Regions from separate parts of the Mus musculus genome. Here all the other regions are linked to region 5. A link is a loop called in an ENCODE intact Hi-C map of the cell type or tissue named here. Cell type or tissue: left cerebral cortex. All regions are shown on one strand. Region 1 holds the start of Gm38498 (a long non-coding RNA gene). Region 2 overlaps Pemt (phosphatidylethanolamine N-methyltransferase). Region 3 has its middle 28 kb from the start of Rai1. Region 4 has its middle 36 kb from the start of 1810063I02Rik. Region 5 holds the start of Rasd1 (RAS, dexamethasone-induced 1).

Evidence for each region. A loop is a pair of places that touch in the nucleus more often than their neighbours do. Peaks named below come from ENCODE experiments on the same cell type or tissue, not always from the same donor. Only the 100,000 strongest peaks of a DNase experiment are listed, where the experiment ranks them.
Region 1: it touches region 5 in a loop (6-fold over the local background); 22 of 42 quality-filtered maps call a loop at or near these places.
Region 2: a loop joins it to region 5, with 2.2 times the contacts of the local background. A loop is called at or near these places in 19 of 42 quality-filtered maps.
Region 3: it touches region 5 in a loop (4-fold over the local background); 20 of 42 quality-filtered maps call a loop at or near these places.
Region 4: a loop joins it to region 5, with 4 times the contacts of the local background. A loop is called at or near these places in 15 of 42 quality-filtered maps.

The regions. Positions count from the first base shown.
Region 1 is chr11:60,024,588-60,029,587 of GRCm38, forward strand. The region is part of intron 2 of Pemt (phosphatidylethanolamine N-methyltransferase); the gene reads right to left. Gm38498 (a long non-coding RNA gene) reads right to left here and starts at 2,367. Exons shown (of 3, transcript XR_879899.1): 1 at 1,702-2,367. In left cerebral cortex, a CTCF peak has its summit at 2,912 (motif pointing left); DNase peaks (open chromatin) are centred at 2,903 and 3,983.
Region 2 is chr11:60,014,925-60,019,924 of GRCm38, forward strand. The region is part of intron 2 of Pemt (phosphatidylethanolamine N-methyltransferase); the gene reads right to left. Among named protein-coding and RNA genes, the nearest start is that of Gm38498, 9.5 kb to the right of the region's middle. In left cerebral cortex, CTCF peaks have their summits at 2,002 and 4,080 (motif pointing right); no DNase peak of the experiment used is centred here.
Region 3 is chr11:60,074,252-60,079,251 of GRCm38, forward strand. No RefSeq gene overlaps it. Among named protein-coding and RNA genes, the nearest start is that of Rai1, 28 kb to the right of the region's middle. In left cerebral cortex, a CTCF peak has its summit at 2,725 (motif pointing left); a DNase peak (open chromatin) is centred at 2,737.
Region 4 is chr11:59,883,224-59,888,223 of GRCm38, forward strand. No RefSeq gene overlaps it. Among named protein-coding and RNA genes, the nearest start is that of 1810063I02Rik, 36 kb to the right of the region's middle. In left cerebral cortex, a CTCF peak has its summit at 2,075; DNase peaks (open chromatin) are centred at 2,195 and 2,493; H3K27ac peaks cover 1,199 bases.
Region 5 is chr11:59,963,163-59,968,162 of GRCm38, forward strand. Med9 (mediator complex subunit 9) reads left to right here. Exons shown (of 2, transcript NM_138675.3): 2 at 1-144. Rasd1 (RAS, dexamethasone-induced 1) reads right to left here and starts at 1,782. Exons shown (of 2, transcript NM_009026.5): 1 at 1,358-1,782; 2 at 19-1,204. The coding sequence starts at 1,643. The coding sequence ends at 648. In left cerebral cortex, a CTCF peak has its summit at 2,249 (motif pointing right); DNase peaks (open chromatin) are centred at 504, 881, 1,167, 1,361 and 3 more places; H3K4me3 peaks cover 2,098 bases; H3K27ac peaks cover 1,667 bases.

The DNA of each region.
Region 1 (5,000 bases), 61 kb after region 5:
AGTGAACAGAACATGCAAAGGTCCAGGGGCACACTGAGAACTGTCTGTCCGTGGTGATAAGTCGAGCTCCTGAAAGAGTGCCCTCTCAAAGCCAAGTCTGGGTCATGAAACCTCAGACCCGTAGTTCTCAAGCTGCGGGTCACAACTCCTTTGGGTTGAATACCACATATTGGATATTTACACAGTGATTTATAACAGTAGCAAAATCACAGTGATGAAGCAGCAACGAAAATAAATTTTAAGGTTGGAGGTCACCACAACATGACGAACTGTATTAAAGGGTCGCAGCATTAGGAAGGTTAAGAACTTACTCTCAGACTGTGCTACAGCAGCCAGGATCAGGGCAGAGGCCAGGGGCATGGCTGACTGGAGGAACACCAGCGCATGTAAGCCCCTGTGTTCAATCCTCAGAGAAGGAACAGGGAGGGAGGGAGGGAGGGAGGGAGGGAGGGAAGGAGGGAGGGTGCTGTAGTAGATCAGCCTGGTCTGCCAGGGATACAGATGAAACAGTAAAATCCTAAGACCTCACTTCCTGTGAAGCACCAGACTAATCTTATACACCAAGATGGCCAATCCCAAAATAACCAGGGAGGGGAGACAGCCTGGGCCCCATCCAGCTCGCATATTCTAAGATAACTGAAACCAGCACCTAGACCCATGGCATAGAACAACCCTCCCTCAGCAGGTTTGCCCAGCCTTCCTTTTGTTCTTTGGCACAGACTGTGAGAGACACTGTTTGGGGCATTTCATCCCACGATGCTGGGATGCTGGGTTCTAAAGTAACCCCGGTGCTGGAGGGATGGGCTCAGTGAGGAGGCTAAGGCTACTTCCAGCTAACCACACATCCACTGCACTTGAGCCAACACTGACAGTGTGCAGCGGTGTCACTGTTAAAGATCACCTGCAGCCCAGTGTGAAGCTGGGCTGGCATTGGTTCTGGAGGGCCACAGCCATGAGTACAGCTGAGACAAAGGAAAGGAGACTTGGGCGTGCCGGGGTACATCAGGTGGCCATCAATCAAAAGGTGTTAGTGTGTGAGCCTGGTGACACAACCCAGGTCTCCTGTCGTGTGACACCTTCAACTGCCTTGAGCTATAGCAACTAGCCAGGCCAGCCTCTGCAGCACAAAACAAGAGAAGACACCTGACCCCCCAAGTGCCAGCTCCCGGCCTAGTGGGTGGGTCATGTCCCAGGTGCCAGATTTCTATGCCAGATGGAGCAAGAATCCCAAACTGCCCACTGACTGTCCCTACCCATCACACTCACATGCACACTCTCACTCACCGACTTGCCTCCGGGAAACAACTTGGGTGGCTGGCCGGGAGGCAGGATCATCCCTCAGGGAACCCAAACCCCTCTTACCCGCTAACTTCACATCCCCCTGCAAGGTTCCCTCATCCCTCAGTGCTCTTCCTCTTCTAAAAAGCCCACCTCAAGACAGACAGCCATTCTACAGACCAGACAGACGCCTTATCCTCAAGCCTGACCTGGTGCTTGTGCTCTCTCCTAAGTGCCTCTGGGAGCTGTGTGATGAGCACACCCCTGGCTATCCTGCTTCTCTTCTGGTATCCACGCTTACCCATCTAGCCAAGTGCTCACTCCAGGAAAGCACAGTACTATCCCAAGCCAACTCACCACAGGCCAGGCCTGGGTAAGAGGGAGGTTTCTGCAGCTAGACAGACCTCAGTGCACAAACCTCACCTGACCAATGGAGTCGGCAAGGCCAGAGCCAGACTGCAAACCTAGGCTGCCCCAGTGGATGCAGAGGGAAAGCTGCTCTGGCATCAGAGGATCCCTCACGGAGACGAGTGGCAGTTGGCAGGCTGGGAGCAGAAAACAGAAGGTGTGGTAACAGAAGAAAGAAGGGCACCAAAGGGCAAAGGAACCAGGGCTCTTGCTGGCCGCCACTGGAGCAACACACCCCTGCCACCCTGCTATCCACTCCCGTTCTAGGTAACTCCTTCCTGTCAGCTCCCCTCCCTCACTGTCACCTCCTCCCTCAATGGCATCTCCTCTTCCTTGTCAAACCCTCCACTCTTATCATCTCCTTGTCTTAGGGTTTCTATTCTTCGAGGAAACACCATGACCAAAAAGCAATTTGGAGGGAAAGGGTTTACTTGGCTGACCCTTCCACATCGCTGTTCACCCTTGAAGATCAGGACAGGTACTCAAGCGGGGCAGGACCCTGGAGGCAGGAGCTGATGCAGAGGCCATGAGGATGTTACTTATTGGCTTGCTTCCCCTGGCTTGCTCAGCTTGCTTTCTGTCAGCCCAGGGATGGCACCAGGCACAGTGGCTGGAGCCTTCCTCCAATCACTAATTAAGAAAATGCCAGCCGGGCGTGGTGGCGCACGCCTTTAATCCCAGCACTCGGGAGGCAGAGGCAGGCGGATTTCTGAGTTCGAGGCCAGCCTGGTCTACAGAGTGAGTTCCAGGACAGCCAGGGCTATACAGAGGAAACCCTGTCTCGAAACCCCGCCCCCCCCCAAAAAAAAAGAAAATGCCTTACAGCTGGATCTCATGGAGACAGTTCTTCAAAACCGAGGCCCCTTCCTCTTTGATGACTCTAGCTTGTGTCAAGTTCACACCAAACCCGCCAGTACACTCCTCCTCCCTGTTACCCCCTCCTACACTAGGTACGTCCTCTGCTCTCGGTGTCTCCTATGTCACTGTCACCTCTACTCTCTTAAACTCATCTCCTTCCTCACTATAGCATCTTCTTCCTCTCCTGCTGCCTCTTCCTCACTGTTACCTCTCCCTCACTGTCACCTCTCCCTCACTGTGTCTTCCTCTCCTTCACTGTCACCTCTCCCTCACTCTGTCTTCCTCTCCTCACTGTCACCTCTCCCCTGCCTTCCCTTCCTCTCCTGTCATTCTCACCTCCATAGCGCCACCTACTGTCCAGAAGCCCTAAACTCCTTCCAAGGCACCTGTGCCACCAGGCCCACAGTCCCAGGACTCAAACATGCTACATACAGCACAGCAAGTTGTTCCCAAGTTCTGTAAGGACAGTCACCTTTCTCAAACTAGCTCCCCAGACACGGTGACCATTGCCTAGTCCCTCCCTGGAGGCCTTCAGGACAGCGTCCCAATTAAAGTGGGCACCCTCCTGAGCCGAGTTGGTACCTTCAGCTGGTATCTGCCTGCAGCTAGGCTTAGTAGTTGTGGGGCCCAGGTTGCCTGTGGGTAGTTGGTACAACCAACCTTCCTCAGAAGAGCATGGTATGTCCCTCAACCTTTAGGGAAGAGCAGCTGCTTCTGACCTGAGGGGTGGCTTGGATCTACAGCAACAAGAGGACACAGAAGGGAACTTGTGAGGAGCTCTGCCCTCTTCACACCAGCTGTCCTGACAAGACTCCTGTCCTGCTGACTCCCAACACAGGGCCCTGAGATGGACTGGTTCAGGATGGACTCTGTGATCCATCCCAGTCTGCCCTGGTGTCCAAACAGACTGCCTCCATTGGCTGCTGGCTGCTGTCAGCCATCTGCTCCATCTGGCTAATGTAACAAAGCTTGTGTGACATTTCCTCAAATAAACAGTCTGAGCTCAAGGCCACTGCTGGGATCCGGGCCCTGGCCTTCCAGAGCTCTGACCAGGCGAAACATGGCCACTGGAGCTTCACAGAGCCATCTACCCCATCTCTCCCGGGATCTGTCATAGACCCTCAAGTGCTTTCCTTCCCAGGTTTGCCCGAGTGAGTGCGAGCTCATGTCAGATGCATGCAGAATGTGTCCACTGATGCTACGCAGAAGGCCAGTGATGAGCCAGCCCATGCTCAGGAAAACAGCAGCTCTTCCAGGGCACCAGACACAAGTGTGAGCACTGAGGAGGACCCTGGCTGATCCGCTCAGATGCAAGCCAAGCAGCAGCTGCTACCTAGGACACAGTGCATGGCAGGCTGGGGACAAGAAGGGAAAGCAAGTGCTTTGGAGCACTCTAAGATAACAGGACCAGTGCTCCTCGAAGCTGGGCCAAGGGGTGCAGGAGATACAGAGTAGGCATTCAGACCACTTGGGGCACCGCATTAGCCTCCAGAGACAGTGTTGCTGACCTCTGCTGGGCAGGAGCCAGGGCCCCATTCTGCTTCATGCTGCCATCTGGGCCTCTAAAGTGGGCTGGCCTCCCAGCTCACCCTGGCTGCCTCCCCACTCCTTTCATATGCCACTCAAAAAAAAAAAAAATCAGCTCAGTCCCCTACAACTTTCCCCCAGAAACCCAGCACTTTCTTATGCAAGTGTTGGGTTTCGGTCAAAAGCCACCATTTCAGGCAGGCCTTCCCTGACTACCCTTCCTGTCTTTCCTTCTTACCTGCTTTGTCCCTAAAATGTTGGTTTGTATGTTTACTCACTCACTGCTCTTCCCAGGATGCCACTGTGCCAGGGTCAGGCCCACCTGCTCTTACAGATACTGTCAATCTCTAAGTATCTGGACAATAATGGACAAATCTCTTTGATATGGTTTGAACATGATTTCAATGTGTCCACTAAAGCTGGCGGACATGCTGAAGGCTTGTTTCCCGGCATGATGGTGTTGGGAGGATTGGAACCCTTAAGAGGAGCAAGTGTGAGGAGATTAGATCAAGGCAGGTCTCCCTGGGAAGAGTGGCACTGGTCCTGGAGAACTGTTATTTCTCTTGAGGGTAGATTCTTATTTTATTTATATGAGTACACTGTAGCTGTCTTCAGATACTCCATAAGAGAACATTGGATTCTATTACAGATGGTTGTGAGCCACTATGTGGTTGCTGGGAATTGAACTCAGGACCTCTGGAAGAGCAGTCAGTGCTCTTAATCACTGAGCCATTTCCTCCAGCTGGAGGGTAGATTCTTTTTTTTTTTTAAGATATATCTATTTATTTATATGATTACACTGTAGCTGTCTTCAGACACACCAGAAGAGGGCATCAGATCTCATTACAGATGGTTGAGAGCCACCATGTGGTTGCTGGGATTTGAACTCAGGACCTTTGGAAGAGCATGCAGGGCTGTTAACCACTGAG
Region 2 (5,000 bases), 52 kb after region 5:
ATAATTAGGAACTTCTATGGATAACTCTCCACGATTCCCCTGACATCTGTTGCCATCTTAGAAGATCCAGCTCCTGGCGGTGGCAGGTGAACACACTGCCTCGTCCCTCCCTTCCACCTGGCACACGCCCAGGCACATGTGGGGAACACCAGACTGAGTGTCTAAAGCTTATTTGAGTGTAAGCTTTGGATCTGTGGCCTGGCCCATGAGCAGGAGCTGGCCTGGGAGAGTCAGGAAAGCAGATCAGGGCCTTGTAAAGAGCACCCTGAGGGTACACTGCTTCTCTCCAGAGCACCTCACACAGAGGAGGTTTGGTTTCAGAGTAAAGGAGGTATGAGCATTGAGCCTGCCCTCTGGAGCCAGAGGCTATGAAGTCAAACCCTCTATCCTTTGGCAAACAGTGTGAAGTTGTTGACAGTCCACAAAGGAGCAAAGATGTCAACATACCAATGTTTATGACTTTTCCAACCATGTCCCACGTCAGGAAAAACTGTCGGCTTCAGAGGCATTAGCATGACATTTTAAGATATCCAGCTCTATTGGCAGGCGTGTGGCAGCTTGCTTCCCCTGGTACTGGCCACATTCAAAGCCAGCAGACATGTGCTGTGAGTCTTGTGGGCCCTGTACCAAAGAGCCCTTGAACTGCAATTTCACCAGATTTTTAAAAACACGTAACAAAGTGAAAGGCCAGGAAGAAGGGCACGAAGTTTCCATGTGTTTGCGTGCACATGAACCCAGCCTTAGAAACCAACCCTCTCTGAGGGCAGACGAGGCACATGCCATAAATGGCATCAACTCCAGCACCAGGAGAAGGAAAAAGAGACCAAAGAGTTCTGAGGCAATTAAGGAGACTCTGTCCAGACCACAGGCTCCCAAAGCAAGGCTAGGCCCTGGTCAGCTTCACCTCCCTAAAACACTCAGCACTGCCCTTGAGATTGGCCCACCCAGGAAGGCCCAGACCAGTGTCTAATGCATCAGGTACGCTGGCCATGCTGGAGCCGCTAAGAGCCAATCCCCACTCCAGGGGTTCGTGTGGGCCTCTAAACACTGGAGCAGGGGCTCCGAAGGATCTTACCTCTTCTAACAGAGGCCAGATGAGCTACACAAAGCCGGGGAATGGGCTGAGAAAGAAAGGGACACACTTTGGTGGCTGATGGGAGAATCAGATGCACCCAAAGAGACAGTCCAGTGGCACTGTCTGTGGCTCTGTGACAGTGGGGCAGGCGCTATTCATCATCATAGGACAGGATGGAGGAGACAGCCAGCAAGAAGCCATGCTGCTTTCTCAGCTTCCCTCCGTGGGTCAGGCAGAGGCACTGAGCGTTATCTTGCACTACTCTCTGAAGCTTTTGTTTCTTGGTCCCGCCACTCCTGAAAGGTGGGGAGCTTACAAAAATACACACATTAAACAGGAGGGAACCGGAAATGAGACGTGGAAGGTGAAACACTGGGGCCCACAGAGGCAGGTAAGAGGCTGGCCAGATAGATAGTCAGCAGGATCACAAGCCAAAAGGCTCAGTCTGCTATGAGCCTGGTGACCATGGAGGCCAATCAGGCCCCTCGATGGGCTAGCTTCCTGTCCACTTCTAATACCCACAACTCCTCCTAGAAAAGTGTTTGCCGCCACAGGGAAATGACCAGGAAATGGGCACTGAATGAGCAAAACCATGAACCAGGCTCAGGCTGTACCTACAGGGCCTCTGACATAGAACAAGGAGGCCAAGTCATGGGACACAGCACAACTGCCTGAAAAATGAAGGAAGGTAGGAGAAACAACAGAGCAGGAGAGCAAGGGATGGACACATGCCTTCACAGAGAGCCTGCAGGGGACGGAGAAAGGACTCAGGCAGCAACGGGTGACATCCTTACTTCCTGACAGAGGCGAGTATTTCCTGAGCAGCTGTGGGAAACAACCCTTGGAGAAAGCTCTGGCTCCCGGAAGGGAAATGTCAAGGTGAGCTGAGAGCCAGCCCAGCTCCTCCTAAGGGTTTGCAGAGGAAATGGCACCTCCATGGTCAAAGAAAAACAAAAACCAGCCAAGGGGTCAACTCTGGGTGATCAATCAACACATAGAAGCATGCCTGGTGGGCTGAGCCAGGAACCAGAGGCCCAAATGATTGACACTGTGGTGGGCTTCCTGCTGTGGGACATCAGAGCAACAGGAGGTGCTAGCTAATGCTGAGGGGAAAGCATGAGAGTGAATTGGTACCCAGCTAAATAAAAGGCAAAGTGAGTGCCTACCCTCCTGATCCTTTCATCCTTCACCCAAAAGCATAAGTCAAAGAGCCACCTCTGAGTGTGGCCCTTGGCACAAATAATCTGACTTTTAATAAACAAATACTCAAGTAGAGGTCATTTGAGGAAGAAATTGAGGCCTTGAAAAGGCAACGAATGGGGTTGGTGAGATGGCTCAGTGAGTAAGAGCACTGTTCTTCAGAAGCTCCTGAGTTCAAATCCCAGCAACCACATGGTGGCTCACAGCCACCCGTAATGAGATCTGATGCCCTCTTCTGGTGTGTCTGACAGCAACAGTATACTTATTTATAATAATAAATAAATCTTTGGGCCTGAACAAGCAGGGTTGACAGGAGCAAGCTAGGCTAACCAGAGCAAGCAGAGGCCCTAAATTTAATTACCAGCAACCACATAGGCTCACAACGATCTGTACAGCTACAGTGTACTCATATTCGAAGGAGGAGGAGGAGGAGGAGGAGGAGGAGGAGGAGAAGAGGAGGAGGAGGAGGAGAAAGAAAGAAAGAAAGAAAGAAAGAAAGAAAGAAAGAAAGAAAGAAAGTGCAAAGAACTTCCCCAAATATACACAGAAAATCAGTAACAGATGCTGTCCCAGATGCCTGCCCCATCTATGGAAGCCCACAGCCCTACAGGCTACTACCCAGGGCTCAGAAGGCTGAGAGAAAGATCAGGGGAAAGGGGCCATAGAACCCATAACAGAAACAGTTACCACAAATGTCGTCAGCACTGTTAACCAAGGCAGTGCAACGCCTGGCCTTGCTTATGCTTTTCCATAGAGCCAGTCTGCTGTGTCCCCCCAGTTCCCTCTTTGTCCTGTTCCCACCTCAATTATGGGAACATTGGCTTCCCGACCCACCACAGCCAAGCAACTCCACCTTGCCCTGCTCTAACCAGTACACTGACCATAACGGCCTTCCACCTAGCCTAGCATGTGAGAGATGAGACGAGGGAATACTCAGTACTCTTTAGTACCTTTTAGTCCATGTTCTCCCCTGCTTTCCTGCCATTACTCTGACCCATGTAGTTAAATCATTTGCTCCCAGGGCCCAGGCAACCCCACAGGATCAGTAGGACCCATGTTCCCCAGTTACCAAATCTTTACTAGGCACCAGTGACGCAGGACAAAGGACATCTGCAGTTAGTTGCCCCTGCCAAGCTGGGGCCTGCCCAGTGCTGTCTGGGGTACTCCCTGCAAGGTATTTCATTAGTTTCCCCACAGGCTGGGCAAGGTGTTGTATAGCAGTTTCCTCTAGTTTAAAACCTTTCATCTTGGAGAGACACTCCTTCACTTAGTAAGATGTGAGGTATTAATGGGAAAGTGAGATAGCAGGATGTTTTAAGACAGGATGTTTACAGGGTGGTGAAACAGCAAGAAGTTCTAAGGCAAGGTCAAACAGGAAGTTCCTCAAACCAAGCAGCTTTTCTAGGCCACTCCCTCCCCAGGTATATATAAGCTATAAGTATTGCTCTCAGACAAACTGGGGGCTTTAGGAGAGGCTCAGACAAGAACTGACTGGAAAAAGCCAGGACACACTGAACTGCATAAGAAAAACAGAGACTAGCCAGAGTGCCTGAAAAACATTCAGACCAACTAAGCTACCTGGAAAGGACACTTTCCAAGCTACTGAGCTGCTCGAAGGCTAGGCAGTGTGTTCCAGGTTCCTAGCCCTCATGAGCTGTCACTGCAGTGGGCTTTGGTGATGCAGCTGACTGAGTTATTTATGCTTCTGTAAGTTATATCTCAACCATATTCTTTTTTTAATTTAAAAAAATTTAATTAATTAATTTATTTTATGTATATGAGTACACTATAGCTGTCTTCAGACACACCAGAAGAGGGCGCTGGATCCCATTACAGATGGCTGTGAGCCATCATGTGGTTGCTGGGAATTGAAATCAGGACCTCTGGAAGAGCAGTCAGTGCTCTTAACTGCTGAGCCATCTCTCCAGCCCCTCACCCATACTCTTATAAGCAATCCCAATAAACCTTACTAGTTCACCAAGTTGGACTTTAGTGGTACCAATACTTTGATCTGTCATTAGTTTCGTATGCAGTGTGAGTAGGTATCTGTTCATGTCTCCCCAAGAATAACATCATACAATATGGGGCAGATGGAGAGTGTCTGCTGATGCTGCTCACAGAAAGGGAAACTGAGGCACAATTCTCAGTTTCAGGCTTTGCCTGCAGCTACTCAGCGAACAACACCCAAGACCTATGAGTAGGCCCCAGGGTAGATGCTCAGTGAGCATACTCTACAGAAGTCTGGGTGGACCGCACAGGCAAGAAGATGGGCCAGTTCTTTAAAATCGAGAGCTGCCAAGCATGAGAGAGAGGCCAAAGGCAAGAAGAGGCAGCCCCACAGCAACTGCAGTGCAGGTCTGAGCACCCTTCTCACCAAGACCTTCCTTGTCTTACAGCAACAGGCCACTCCATGACTCCTATCCCCATTTACAGAAGAGAAAACCAAGGCTCTGTGAAGCCAGGAATACTGCCCAGGCCCAAGTACTCAGAGGCAGAAGGGAAATGATGGGCCTGAGTGTGCTCAAAGGCCTGGTGAAGTGACTGAGCCAAGCTCCCAAGGACGGCCAGGAAAGGTGGCAGGCTGGAAGACACAGAAGTGTCACTTCTACATGACTGCTTCATGTGTCTGGCCCATGTGCAGCCCTGTCTATGGAAGAACTGCATGTACTCAAAACACTGACATAGGAAAGACACAGGCAAGCACACATCAGCCCAGAATAAGACC
Region 3 (5,000 bases), 110 kb after region 5:
TCTGTTGGCAGTCTTCTCACTCATTAGTCGAGTGTGCAATGAACTGTATCACCTGTGAGCACTCCCTAGCCTAGCTCCGGGCTGAGGCTGCTCAACTGTCTGTCGCCTCCTCCAGACTTCTACCTTCCAGGTACCACCCACTTCAGAGACGCTTGAAAAGATGCTCCTCGAGAGACATCCACACTCTGATCTCAGAGTCTGAGTTCTCTTAGGTGGTCCTGTGGTAAAGGACCCTGAGATGCAGCGCTTACTGAGGCCTGACTGTGGACTCTGCCCACAGTGGGCTGAACAAGGCAGAGGGAGACAAGGACGTGATGACAGAAAAGAGGGAGGAAGATTCTGCTGCCACGGAAGCTGGAAGAGACTCGGAACAGTTGCCTCTGTAAAGTGGCTGGAGCAGGCAGCCCCCCAGACGCCTTGGTTTCTGCCCCTTGGTTCTGATTCCTGTTTCCAAAACATAAGATAAAGTTCTGCTGAACCATCTGTTTCTCTGTTTTGTTTGGTAATGCCTTGCACAGAACAAACCAAGGGCCTTCTACCTGTCAAACAAGTACTGGACCACCAAGCGATGGCCCAAACTTATTCAAGGTGATGCGCCACAGCAGGAAGTACCCCTCCAACTCCTCATTCTGCTGCACCAACTGCCACATGTGGTTACTTATTTAGTCTGCACCAGGCCCAGCCAGAAGAATCCTGGTGAGGCAGGATGGCCAGCGCCTCATTTTTCACTGGGTTCACACTGCCCTCCCCGACAGAGTGGATGCCCAATTGAATAAAAGGATTCGTGGACCCAGCCAGGCAGTGGTGGCACACGCCTTTAATCCCAGCATTTGGGAGGCAGAGGCAGGCGGATTTCTGAGTTCGAGGCCAGCCTGATCTACAGAGTGAGCTCCAGAACAGCCAGGGCGATACAGAGAAACCCTGTCTCGAAAAACAAACAAAAAACAACAAAACAAAACAAACGAACAAACAAAAAAGAATATGTGGATCCACCTGTGTTCATTTTTGAAAAGTAATAACTTTTATGTAAAGGTGGCTCTAAACCTGTAGTCCCAGCACTGAAAAGGCTAAACTAGAACAATTATAAGTCTGAATCCAGAGTGAGCTACACATAAGGTAGCAAAGTAAAGCAAAAGTAAGGTTGAGCTGGGCTTTCGTTCCTTTGCATGCAAAGATCTGAGTTTGACCCTTAGCACTGCATTAATCCTAGCACGTGAGGGGTAGAGGCAAGAAGATGAGTTCAAAGCCATTCACAACTTCATAGTGAGTTCAAGGCTCAGGTACAGGCTGTCCAAAATAAAAATAAAAGGGGGGCAGAATTGAGGCCTAATCAGGCAGGTAGCACCTATAATCCCAGCTACCCAGGAAGGCAAGGCAAGAGAATCATGAATCACTTTAATCCAGGAGTTCAAGACCAGCCTTTGTTCACTGGGACTGGGTGTAGCTTTGTAATGCAGTGCCTTCTCAGAACACATTAGGTTCTGGGTTAACCCCAATATGGTAAAAACTAAACAAAACAAAATAAAACATGAGATTTAGATAAGGAATGCAGAAGGAATGCCAACTGACTTACCACCTAACCCTCACCAACTTATCAACAAGGCAATCACGGAAAAGACAAAGGGACCTCTTTCTTCAGATGACTAATTCCTTACAGAGCTGAGGCCAGTATGAAAGCCAGCTTGCTTGCTTGCTTGCTTGCTTGCTTGCTTGCTTGCTTGCTTTCTTTCATTCTTTCTTTCATCCTTCCTTCCTTCCTTCCTTCCCTCCTCCTCCTCCTCCTCCTCCTCCTCCTCCTCCTCCTCCTCCTCCTCCTCCTCCTTCTTCTTCTTCTCTTCTTCTTCTTCTTCTTCTTCTTCTTCTTCTCCTTCCAGGAGCTTTGTTAGCCTGTGAGAGCCTTTGTACCTTCAAAGGCAACAACAAGCAACTAAAAATGTCCCTAATGTCCCATCCACCCACCCATTGCATTAGCTAGAAGGGGCCCCAGAGGCCTTTGGAAGAGCCTGGCTCCCGTGGTCACATTAACAAAAGCTACCACACTTGAGTGACTACCTGTGCCATGCCATGGACAGACTGGCTGCAGTCTGCTTGGCAAAATCTCAACATGGCACCAACCCCTGGTTTCTGGGGGAGGAAACTGAAACTCAGGGAAGTGGTTGCCAATGTCACAACAGAGATTAGCCTACCCTGACCCTTCTCGTGAAGCCACGGGAAGTCATGTTCATCTGATCACACAGCTTAGTTGGTGGTCTGCAAGGATTTTACATGTGCACACACATGCACACAGAGAAAGGGAGAGGGGGAGGGGGAGGAGGAGGGAGAGAGAGAGAGAGCATGTGAGCAACAGGGCCCTGGGAACACTGAAATCTCCCCAATTTACCAGACCCCTTTTATAAAAAAATTGCTTGCTTGCTTGTTTGTTTGTTTGTTTGTTTGCTTGCTTGTTTCAGGGCAGGATTTCATCTGTGTAGCCTTGGCTGTTATGGAACTCACTCTGTAGACCAGGCTGACCTCAAACTCAGAGATCCGCCTGCCTCTGCCTCCTGAGTGCTGGAATTAAAGGTGTATGCCACCACGCCACTTGTTTTTGTTTTTTAAGACAGTGTCTTGCCATGTAACTTGAGCTAGTCCAAAACTCAAAGCAATCCTCCTGTCCCAAGTGCTGGGGATTACAGGCATGAACCATCACACCCAGTCTTTAAAAGCTGTTGGTTTAAATTTACCCAACACCAAGCAAACACCGCCATCTAGTGGATGACAGGTCATGTGCTGTTACGAACCGGTCCCTAGGTGCCACACCACCACCACCACCACCACCACCACCACCACTACTAAGAGATCCAAGGTCAAAGCCAAAGACAGAAAAAGAAGAAAACAAGTCTTAATACATTAATATAGCTGGAAGTCAGAGCACTGGTCCCATGGTCCCATCTGGGGGGATTCTAACAGTGAACCCATATTTTTGAAATGTTCTTTAGTCCCCTCCACAGTATACTACTCATAGAACATCTGGCTTGACTCCCTCAGTGGACCAGAAAACAAAAAACAAAACCAACCAAACAAAAGCGCTATCTGCCATTGCTCCTGGGACAGGAGCTTAGCCATTCTCCACAAATCCTGATGGTTGGTTGGGTCTTTCTTGGCCTGGTTTAATTTGTTAAGCTGTTAATTTGTGGCCCTCCTGCCTGCTCAGTCTCCTGAGCCCCATGCACAGCTTTCTAGCCTAGTTTGAGTGCTGCTGGCTGGGACTAGGATGTGAAGGACAGAACTCCCTCATCTTACTCTTTCCTCCCAATGGCATGCTCTTTCCCAGCTCTTGCCGTGGCTGGAGTCTTCTCAGTGATCACATTCATTCTCTCACGCACCCTTCTGTAGCATTAGCTAACAGACCTGGCTTCATCATTAGAACTTGGTAGAGCACAGGAAGTGGATGGAAGAAACACAATTCTAGCTCCAGGGAGAATACAGAAGGAGGCAAGATTTAATCTCTGTGCAACAGGACTTAGCTGTAAGTGGCATTCGCTTGGGTACACTGGATGTTGGTCCTGCTGGTCCAGGTTGTCTAGGATGAGGTTGCTGAGACAGAATTAGGGATGCAAGACATTTGCTGGTAAGCTAAATACTTGTTAAAAGTAACAAGAAGAGCTGACTTGAGGATGACCTTGAACTCAGAGATCCACTGGCCTTTCCCTCTTGGTATTGAATGCATTTTTACCATGGCTGGCCTTCCTATATTTTGATCCTTTTCAACTCCCCTCCAGTTCCTCTGACTTCCACCCCCTCTCCCAACTCACCCGACTTTCTGTTCTCATTTTTTAAATCCATTGACTCCAATTTGTGCTTCCCATGCAATGGGATGTGTGGCCCTTTATTGGAGCATGATCCACCCACAAGGGGTTGCATCCTTAAACTGACTCTCCCTCAAAGCTCTGAACAGTAGCTCCTCACTAGGAGTGAGAATTTGTGCCCCCTCCCCATTCATATTGGAATTGTTTCCGGTGTGAGCCTTTGCAGATCTTGTGAATATTGCCACAATTGCCATGAGGTTATGCAACTGCCCTGTTGTGTCCGGAAAACACAGATTCCTTCTGATCATCCACAGCCTCTGTCTGTTACAGTCTTTTCTCTTCTATCAAGATGCCCACATTTTAGGAGAGGAGATGCATTGGTTTGAACGAGTGTCCCCCCCCCCCGCCCCCCACGTTGATTGTGCTGTTTGGGGACGCTTTGGCTTTGGACATTTGCTCTTTTCGGTAGAAGTATGTCACTAGAGGCAGGCTTTAAGAGTTTAAAGATGGGCTGGCGAGATGGCTCAGTGGTTAAGAGCACTGACTGCTCTTCCAGAGGTCCTGAGTTCAAATCTCACCAACCACATGGTGGCTCACAACCATCTGTAATGAGGTCCAATGCCCTCTTCTAGTGTGTCTGAAGACAGCTACAGTGTATTCATATACATAAAACAAATAAATAAATCTTTTTTAAAAAAAAGAGTTTAAAGATGTGAGCCATTTTATTCACTATCACTTACTGCTTGTGGTCCAGTGTGAGCTCTCACCACCCTGTTCCTGCCCCCACACTCACTGCCTCCCTATCAGGATGGACTCTTAACTCTGGAACTGTAAGCTCAAATAAACTCTCCTTTAAGTTGCATTGATGATGGTGATTTTGTTTTGTTTGTTTTGTGGGGGTAAGATTTATGTATTTATTTTATGTATATGAGTACACATACATGAGCTACTCTCTTCAGACACACCAGAAGAGGGCATTGGATCCCATTACAGATGGTTGTGATCTACCATGTGGTTGCTGGGAATTGAACACAGGACCCCCAGAAGAGTAGCAGGTGCTCTTAAACACTGAGCCATCTCTCCAGCCTCTGTTTTGAGTTTGTTTGTTTGTTTGTTTGTTTTGTGGTTTTTTTCAAGACAACATTTCTCTATATAGCCCTGGCTGTCCTGAAATGAGTTCTATAGATCAGGCCAGCCTCAAACTCAAGAGAT
Region 4 (5,000 bases), 80 kb before region 5:
CTCTGCCTCCAGAATGTGTCTAAAGGTGAGCAACACCACAACCCAGTAAGATGGCTCAGCTTTGAAGAACTTGAACTGCTCTTCCAGAGGACCTGGGTTCGACTCTCAGCATCGTGTCAGGTGGCTTACAACTTCCTGTAACCCCAGCTCCAGGAGCATCCCAATCTTCCAGCCTTTGTGGGTGCCTGTACCCACTTGAACATACCTACACACACACACACACACACACACACACACACACACAAGTAATACAAGAAAAATGAATGTAGAAAAACATGAGAGTGGAACTATGTGACCTTGTCAGTTCCTTTTTTTCCATTTTTAAATTTTTACATGTGAGTGTTTTGTCTGCATGTATGTCTGTGTACCACATGTGTGCCTGGTGTCCACAGAGGCTAGAAGGGGGCATTAGATTCCCTGGGACTAGATTCATACATGCTTGTTAGCTGCCTTGTGGATGCTAAGAATCTGAATCCAGGTCCTCTGGAGGAGCAACCAGTTTGTGCTCTTAACCCCTAAGCCATCTCTTCAGTTCCTGATAAGGTTCCTTTTTGAAAGAGTTACCAACTCTTAAAGTTATAAACTCTAACAAGAAGGAAAAGAAGCTGTTAGAGGCCCTACCCTTAATGAATTCAGCCATCATAGGTAAGATAAGGTATATAAGGATTTTCCTGCTCCCAGGGACCCTAATTTGCTAGGGTATAGACTCTGAGTGGTTATACTATGTCTTGAGCCCCAAATGCCAGAGGCTGACATATGAGGGGACCAGATGCATCGGTCATGGAACTCCCTGTGAGTGCCTGGCTTCCGTTCTGGCTCAGAGGCTGAAGATCAGGTCCCTGATGGAGGAGACCTTACCATATAGTGACCATTCTGTGAGTTTTGTGATGTCATAGCTCCTTTCCTTCTAATTACAATTTGACACTTTCAGACTGTCCATTTGTAGATGCTTGCTGGTCACCCCATAGACAGGCCTGGCCCCAAGATCCCTGTGTGTGGCTCCAGCCCCACACTACGCTGGCCATCTCTGCTGAGTTGGGCTCTGGATAGGATGAGGGCCAGCACCATGGTTCCTGCTGCTGGGGGAGGGCTGTGTGCTGACATGCTCTGACTACTGACTAGGTTATAGACTTTGTTCATCTTCAGTGCCAACAGGGAGCCAGGGTATCAATGGGGTAGAGTGGGACTTCCCTGAGGAGGGCTGTGACCTCAGTTCCTATCAGCTTCTTTCTTGACACTGTCTGATGTTAGGTTCCCCCAGCTTTGGCTTCCAGCCCATCTGCTGTCAATGGTTACTGGAGCTTGGGTCAACTTCATGCTGAGCAACTGCCCAGCCTGTTCCCAGGGTGTCAGCTGAGGTAGATACCCCTGTGTACGCAAAGCCTTTCATTACTGCCAAGTCCTCATCTCTGCCTCCTGCCTAGCCCAGCTCCTCTGACCTCACTAGCTACTCACCACCACTTTGGTTGGAGCCTGTATCCCACCACAAAGCCTCTACACTACACTTCCCTCCTCCAGAGGCTGAGGTGGGTGAAGACTGCTCTTCAACAGTGTTCGGACACCAGGTCTTTCTTAAATGGCATCCTTTGCCTAAACTTGGACCTCTCCACCTCCAGCTTCTGGGCCACCACCTGCAACTCTCCTTCATTTGGGGGGAAAGGCTATGTCCCTAACCCCTAAGATCCCAAAGGAACAGAGATGGAGAGGAAGAAGAGAGATGGACAGATATTTAAATAGGACACAAGAAAAAGGGGAATTTGCAGGGCAGGGCAGGTGATAAGAAGGGCCATGAGGGAAGGGCACAGTTCAGAAAGCTGAAGACCATGGAGGGACTAAGAACTAAGACAAGGCCCGCGCAGCCTTGTGCAGAAGGGTAGGCCCGTGGGAAAGGGTAGAGGAGCACGGTGATGGCACCCAACCTCCTGTGACAGTGACACCCCCACCGTCCCAAGAATATAAACATCCTGAAGGCATCATCCTGCATGGCCTCCCGCAACCACACAGAGATATCCATGTGATAGCACAGGCAGTGTTTAAACAGCTGTAGCCATCGGCAGCTGGTCTCACATGGAGGCGCCCCAGAGCCATATGAAAACAGGAGCCTGCAGCCATGATTAGCCCTGGATTCTTGAGAAAAGCTTCTTGTGGAGGAAGGAGAGCACTTAAAGGAGCGAGAGCACAGGGCTTGGGGGCGCTCCTGGGCCATATGGCACCGGAAGCTCCGTGGGAGGGTGTTCCGGAAGCATGGAGGGCTTCTGGGAAAGGCAGACAAGTTCAGAGGCCGCGTAGTCTTTTCTGGGGCTTCTGACCATCTGTTGCCCTGTTGCCCTTGCAGGTTTCCTCTCTCTGGGGCCCCAGGAAGTAGCTGGTGGCTCTGCCTGGCCATTAATTCACCCATTTTGTTCTTCCCCAGGCTCTGAGCCCTGTGCTGAATATTCAGACTGGCTGCCTGATTTACCCCTGCCTGCGTTTGAGTGGTTCTATTTATAAAGCCCCAAGGATAGCTGACGAAAACGGTGAAGAAGAAACAAAATTTTCAGAGTTTAAAGGCACTATGCCAGCTGTTTGTTTGGAAAATAGGATGACGTCTATTCTCAGTTCCTGGCCTTCCCCTGGGACTGGGGAAGTCAGATTAGGCTGAGGCGTAGCTACCCGCAGAGCTGGACCACACATCACGCCCTTCTGTACCCACGACTTCAGAAACATTGTTTCTCCTTTGCTGACCTTGGATAGTGAAGGATGTTCTCCCTGCAGAGCACTCCAAATCCTTCCTGGGTTCTCCTATTGCATCCTTCTCCATCCCCTTTGGCTAAGGTGCCATGTCTTAGTGTTCTAGTGCTGTGAAGTGACGTCATGACCACTGTAACTCTTATAAAGGAACACATTTCACTGGAGCTGTCTTAGTTTCAGAAGTTGAGTACATTGTCCTCATGGCAGGCAGACATGGTGCTGGAGACATAGCTGAGAGTTCTACAACCAGATTACAGGCAGCAGAAAGAGTCAGGGCCGCTGGGTCTGGCTTGAGCATTTGGAACCTTAAAACCATACTTTTTCTAACGAAGCCACACCTCCTAATCCTTCTCCAGTGGTGCCACTCCCTGATGACTAAGCATTTAAATATATGAACCTATGGGGGCCACTCTTATTCACACACACCCAAAAAAAACCTCCACTTTTTCCTTGGAGGAGAGCCCTGCTAGGCCTTTTGCTGTGGGTTGGGAAAGTCTTGGGAATGGGGACCTGACGCTCAGGTGCCCTGCGATGCTGTGTAAAGCCTATGCTCAGATCTGGGAAGGAGGTATTGACCTCCTGGTCATTTTCTATGTGGCGCATCTTCCCTGGCTGATCCTTGACTTACTGTAAGGTGTGATGTGTTATACTTACTTCACCAAATGGAATGACTTTGAAGTCTCCTGTTTTGGTGTCTTCCCAGGCTGGTGCTAAGTGCTCCCTCCCACCCTCTCTTGAGATGCTGGCAGAGAGTGGTCCCACAGCTTCCAGGCAGCAGGTAACCAGGGCGATCAACCAGTTGTAGTGTGTGGCTGGACATGCATACAGGCTGATTGTGATGGTTTGAATAGAAATGGTCCCCACAGCCTCCTCTGCTTCACAGTTGGTGGAACTTTGTGGGGGAATTAGGAGGTATGGCCTTGTTGGAGGATTCCCAGTGTTCTCATTCTCTCTCTCTCTCTCTCTCTCTCTCTCTCTCTCTCTCTCTCCTACTTGTGGATCAGTCAGGATGTGATCTTTCTGCAGTCATGAATGCTAACCTTCAGAGGCCATAAACTAAAGTAAACACTTTCTTTTATGCCTTGATCATGGTGTTTTATCACAGCAATAGAAAAGTAACTTTAAGACAGAAGTTGGTACCAGGGAATGGGCTATTGTTGTGTCCTGACCATGCTCTTTATTAGAGGAATGTAGAAGACTTTGGGACTTTGGACTAAGAAAGCAGTTGAGTGTTATAAATGGGGCTTAATGGGCCATCACAGTAGGAACTTGGAAAGACAGTGAGTAGTGATAAGAGACACGTTGATTATGGGGGCTCAGCTAAAGGTTTCAAAGGGGAACAATGCTAGCAACTGGTATAAGGCTATTCTTGTGATATTTGGGCAAATATGGCTTTCTGCCTTGTCCTAACAATTTTCCTGAGGCTAAATTGAAAGCTTTAGACTAATTTCCTTAGTGGGGGGGTGTAGTGGCTATTCCTGGTTGTCAACTTGACAATATTTGGAATGAACTACAATCCGGAATTGGAAGGCTCACCAGTGACCCTTATCTGGAGGCTTGGAGATCCTTATCTGGATCTTGGTTTGAAGATCTTGAGCCATATTGGCTATGGATTCCAGAAGATTGAATCTCCGAGTTTAAGGAACACACCTTTAATCTGGGCTACGCCTTTCATCTGGGATTAAAGGTGTGGTGGAACACACCTTTAATCTGGGCTACACCTTCTGCTGGAGACAATATAAGGACATTGGAAGAAGGGAGTCTAGCTCTTGCTCCTGCTCCTTCGCCTGCTTGCTGCGTGAGACTGAGTAACTGCTAGATCCTTGGACTTCCATTCACAGCTGTGACTGAACGATTGTTGGGAATTGAGCTGCCGACTGTAAGTCATCAATAAATTCCTTTATTATCTAGAGACTATCCATAAGTTCTGTGACTCTAGAGAACCCTGACTAATACAGAAGTATTTCGAGACAGCCTAATATTAACTCTGTCAAGTGGTTATTAGTGATCGCTGTTATGCAAGTCTATCACGAAAGGGAACAACTTGGACAAAAAGAAATACAAAATGTACAGTTTGAGGGGAAAAAATAATGCTAGGAAATTTAATATTAGAGCCAAGGCTTGTTCTGAAAGAGGTGAAAAGATTAAAGGCCTGATGCAAAATGGAATCAGGGGAGTGGTGTCCTCAGGCAAGGCCCCACCCAGCTGAGCTTCCAACTTGGAGAAAAGAAAGTCCTGAGGGATTTTCTGCTCCTAAAGAGCAACAATGG
Region 5 (5,000 bases):
CCTAAAAGCAAAGCACCATTTTCCGTTTCTAAATTATTTTATTTTAAATAAAAAATAATAATAAAGACCTCACACAATAGAAATGTAGAGATTTTGTTCATGTCACATTGACACTGGAACTATTAAAGTGCAAGTTTTGTGTTTTGTTTTTCTTTTGGGTAATTGCACACACACATGTAAACAAGTCACTTGGCTATGATTGAACACCCCCCCCCCCCACCTCCAGCCAAAGTTTCCAGTTTGCTGAGGACAGAGGTGGCTGACAGCGGCCATGGCAACACCAATCACAGACAAGATAATGCCCTATTATTAGTCCTGCCCTGAAGCGAGCAGGACAGTTACTTTAAGTCTCACAGGCTGATGAACTTCACACGCTTTTTCTCAAACCTCTTGAGAAAAATGCCAAGCGCCCCTCTGCTGGGTCCTGGCATCCCAGAATCGGAGGTGACAGCTCCTGTCTTAGCTAGTTCTCTTTCCTTTCACAGCAGGTGACTGTCCCTTACTGGCTTGGTCTCCCCGGGCTGGGTCTCAGGGAGGGAAGGAGAAGGCCAATTGGCGCTCCTGTGGCACGGACCGCTAGTCCAGGAATCCGATTTGACTTTTGAACAAAAAAGGTCCTCAGGTTGTGTGGCTGACCCTGGGGGCTCCTAACTGATGACACAGCGCTCCTTGTCCTTAGCCTGGCTGCCGACACTGGTTTTTTCACGAATGTACATGAGGTCGCTGTGCACGCTGGGTCTGCGAGCAAAGGGCGCCAAGATGCCAAAGGCATCGCCGTGGTCGCCCCCGCCTCCGCTGCCCGCACGCAGAAGCTTCTTGTTCCTCAGAGCCTTCTTGTGCAGTACGTCGCAGTACTGCACAGATACCTTGCGGTGCAAGTCGGGGCTCATCTCGCTAGGCAGCTTGGCCATGGCAAAGAGCGCACGGAACATCTGGTCCAAGCTGCTGTTCTTCTTGGCTGAGATCTCGAAGTAGGCACAACGCTGAGGGTCGTCACCCACCAGCTGCTCAATCTCCCGCTGCTCTACTTCCCGGTAGAAGTCCCGGTCCCCTTTGTTACCGCAAATGACCAGCGGCACGTCCACATTCTCTTTGGTTTTGTTCTTGAGACAGGACTTGGTGTCTAGGATCTGCTGTTTGAGCCTTTGCACCTCTTCGAATGAGTCGCGGTTGTCTAAGCTGAACACCAGAATGAAAACGTCTCCTATAAGGGAACGAGTGGGAAAGGTGAGGACAGCTGCCAGGCACAGAGCTGCAGACACCCCAGGTGAAGGGGCAAGCCCCAAGCACAACACACCAGCCCCATCCACTCCCCTCAAGACTCCGGTCCCCCTATCCCCGTCGACTCCCCACTCACCTGTGAGGATAGAGAGGCGCCGCATGGCGGGAAACGGATGATTGCCGGATGTGTCCAGTATGTCCAACTGGTAGACTTCGCCGCGGATCGAGTAAAACTTTCGGTGGAAGTCCTCGATGGTAGGGGTGTAAGCATCCTCGAAACGGCCCGTGAGGAAGCGCGACACAATGGCCGTCTTGCCCACTTTGGATGAGCCGAGGATGACCATCCTGTAGCAGTTCTTGGCCGGGATACTCAGTTCAGAGTCGCTTGGGCACATCTTCTTGATCATCGCGGCCAGTTTCATTGGGTAGAGGGGCCCCAGGGGCGGATGCGTGGCCGAGAGAAGGTAGAGAGAGGGCTGCAGAGAACTCCGGAGTGACGGAAGAGCTTGGCTTCGGGACTGCGCGAGCTGGTCTGGGCTCTTGGGTACAGACAGCAGGCTCAGGCTTTCCGCGCCCCACACCGCCCTTATATTCAGTTGGCCGAAGCCCGGCCAGGCACCTCCCAGCTAAGGTGCGTCACGTCCCGCCCCCGGACGCGCCCAGCTCCTCCTAGACGCAGCGACCTCCGCCTTGGAGCCTGAGGCTCCTCTTCAGACCTACGTGCGCTGAAAGGAAAACTAAATCCAAACTACGGCCAGTGGGATCCGGCGCTTCCCACTTTTGGCCGCAGAGGTCCTGGCTGTGCCTTTGATTCACTTACCTCTGGGATCTCCATTCTCTTAACACTAGTGCACAGACACCCACTTTTCTTGGGCCTTAGTTTCCCCAAAAAATATTATCTGATGATAGCAACAGATTTGCTGGACATTTGCCCCAGGGCCAACCCCTTAGGTCCCCGGACTCTTGGTGCTCTCCTGGGCTTAGTGTCCGGTGTTTGTGGGTTTTCTATGTTATCGTCCGCGCTTTGCGCTTCAGCCACCAGAGGGAAGCAGGGAGCCCCACGGACCCGCTGGGATGCCTAAGGTTGTGGCCACTCTGGAGAGGGGCAGGAGGCTGGCTGGGGACCCTGACGGGGAGCGCTGTCATGGACTTCCTGTGCTCTACTTTCCCAACTAGAGAGAATCTGATCGATGGGGACCTCAGTAGAGGAGAGTCTGTACCTGACTTCATACTTCGAGACAAGCCCCTTTAAAAAAAAAAAATCAAAACAGGCCAGAGTACCTACAGCCTCCTATGGCTTTCGGGACTTTCCCCTCTCGTGGGCCAATTCATCGTCATTTTGCACTGAGGTGGCTGACTGGGGCCGATGATCTCAGAGGAGGCCTGGAAGCACAACCTTCACTGTAGTTCAGTTTCCCTTTCTGAAAGATGACACTGGTTCCTTGATTGTAAAGATTAAGTACAAACACGTTCCGAGACCAGGGCCTGGTCAGAACAATAAAAGTATAGTATCAGGGAGGCTGCCTAGGGGAGGAAGCCGGTGGCAGGTTGATCAGTAACCAGGACTGAGTGATGCTTGAGGAGAAACGGGACGCGTCTGCTGCTTGTAACTGACGACACAGGTGAGCTGTGTTTATTCTGCTCTGACCTCGTCTTATTTAGGAGAGGCCCAGAGACCGAGTGGCTGACAAATGCCCCTTGCCCATCCAGGCAGTCTTGGTGTCCCACAGGCAGGGCTAAAGTCATTCCCACCCATCCAGATGCTTGCACTATGATCCAGGATTTCAACAGAAACCCAGTCTCTAGATCAGCAGTGGGCATCCTGCCTGGAGCCCATGCAACGTAGGTGTATTGATTTGGTGGTCCCTGTGCTAAATGATAATGCTCTCCCTGGAGACAGAGAAGCAACACTCTGCATTTAACAGATGGGGGAACTGAAGCACAGGGAAGCACGCTGCTGGCCACCTGGCTCCCAGTCTTCCCTTCCTCCCCTCTGCCTGTGCCCCCACAACAGAGCCCACTACACAGGCTGCTGCGGTTGTCTGGCCCGTTTCAATCTAGCAGGATATCCATATTCACTCCCCTTCCTCCCAGGCTGCTTCTACATCCATATCAATTGAGGAACCCGGGACTCATCAGCTAGATCTAGGACAGGCCAGTTGGGGTGAGTCCTTCACCTCCTGGTTCCTGCCCTTGCCCCTGCTCCCCTCCCTTCACCTGGGGTGTCTGCCCTCATCTGGGAGAAGGACCTGTGCCTCAGCCAAACACAGGACTGCTGCATTCAGTAATAAGCATAGAGTGTCACTGCAGGAAGAGGCCTCTTAAGGGGGCAAGTAATGGCTGCGCACCCGGCTGAGGCCCTTCTCCTCTGCCTCCAGAAGGCACTGTGTGGAAGGCTGGGGCTCTGACTCAGGATGGGCAGAGCCAATGTCACCATTCCCCTGAGTCTTCAGTCCCAGGAAAATCCAAGGAATAAGAAGAGAGGGATGAGCTGGGCAGAGGTGGTGCACGCCTTTAATTCTAGCACTTGGGAGACAGAGGCAGGTGGATTTCTGAGTTCGAGGCCAGCCTGGTCTACAGAGTGAGTTCCAGGACAGCCAGGGCTACACAGAGAAACCCTGTCTCAGAAAAACCAAAAAAAAAACAAAAAAAAAAACAAAAAACAAAAAACAAAAAACGAAAAACAAAAAAACAAAAAAAAGCAAAACCAAGAAGAAGAAGAGGAGGAGGAGGAGGAAGAGGAAGGGGAGGAGGAAGAGGAGGAGGAGGAGGAGGGATGGCAGAATCAAAGCTATGGTCCAGCTCTACCCACAGACATCCAGATGGCCAAGGCTCAGCTTAGATTCATGGCCCTCTCTCCTTCCACTGTCAGTGTCACGACTGGGCCTGACATCTTGCCTCAGTCCCTTCTAGATGCAAGGTGACTGGCAGACACTGGTGGTTTCCTGCCACCTCCGAGGTTCATTTACCCAGCTCAAACACCCTGTCAGGAAGACTCCATCCTCCAGGCGCACAGTCACACAGCCTCTGCCAGCAAGTCTCCGGTCGCAAGAACACTGAGGGGTCTGAAAGACAGGCAGTGCTGTCCCACATAATCCCAACTACCATCTGTGTCCCCCCAGGCCACTGCTCCACAGGGGACAGCATGTGCATCCCTTTCCCAGAAACTCTGGAAGTCACTGTGATGTTTCCTTACCACACAGGTTTGTAGCAGTGTCAGGCTTCCTGCTCAGAACAGAACTCTTACCAACTGATCAAATGCTGAGGGGAGTCCAGCGGAAGCCAAGGGTCTGTAAGCTGGAAATGCCAGCCACACAGCCTCATCCAGAGGCAGAGAGGACTCAGAAGGTTCTTTGAAGTTGGGTCACAAAGAAGGGCATCGGGTGCCACCACATTACCCACAGGGGCCAATCCTACTTGTGCCTGCAAGAGGACCCCACAGGTTGTCTCTGCTCCACTTCCTGTGGGGCCTGGTGGGTAGTCTTTAGATTATTGTGAGGGAGCCTTTGAAATGTGGTTGTAGGACCCCAACCCCTTTCTCATTTACCCTTTACTTCTTGGCCATTGGGTAAGCAGCTTGCCCTACTATGTGCCCCCAACTTGCCCTACTATGTGCCCAACACACATACTGTGCCCAACAGTATGTACTGGCTTCATGTGGGTTCGAAACAACACAGCCAGCAGTCAGGAGGCAGCCCCAGCTCTCTGGCAACCAGCTCACTCCTGGTGGGCTCCATCCCATCCCTGTCTCCTGCTGGATTCCAAGGGACACACTGGGG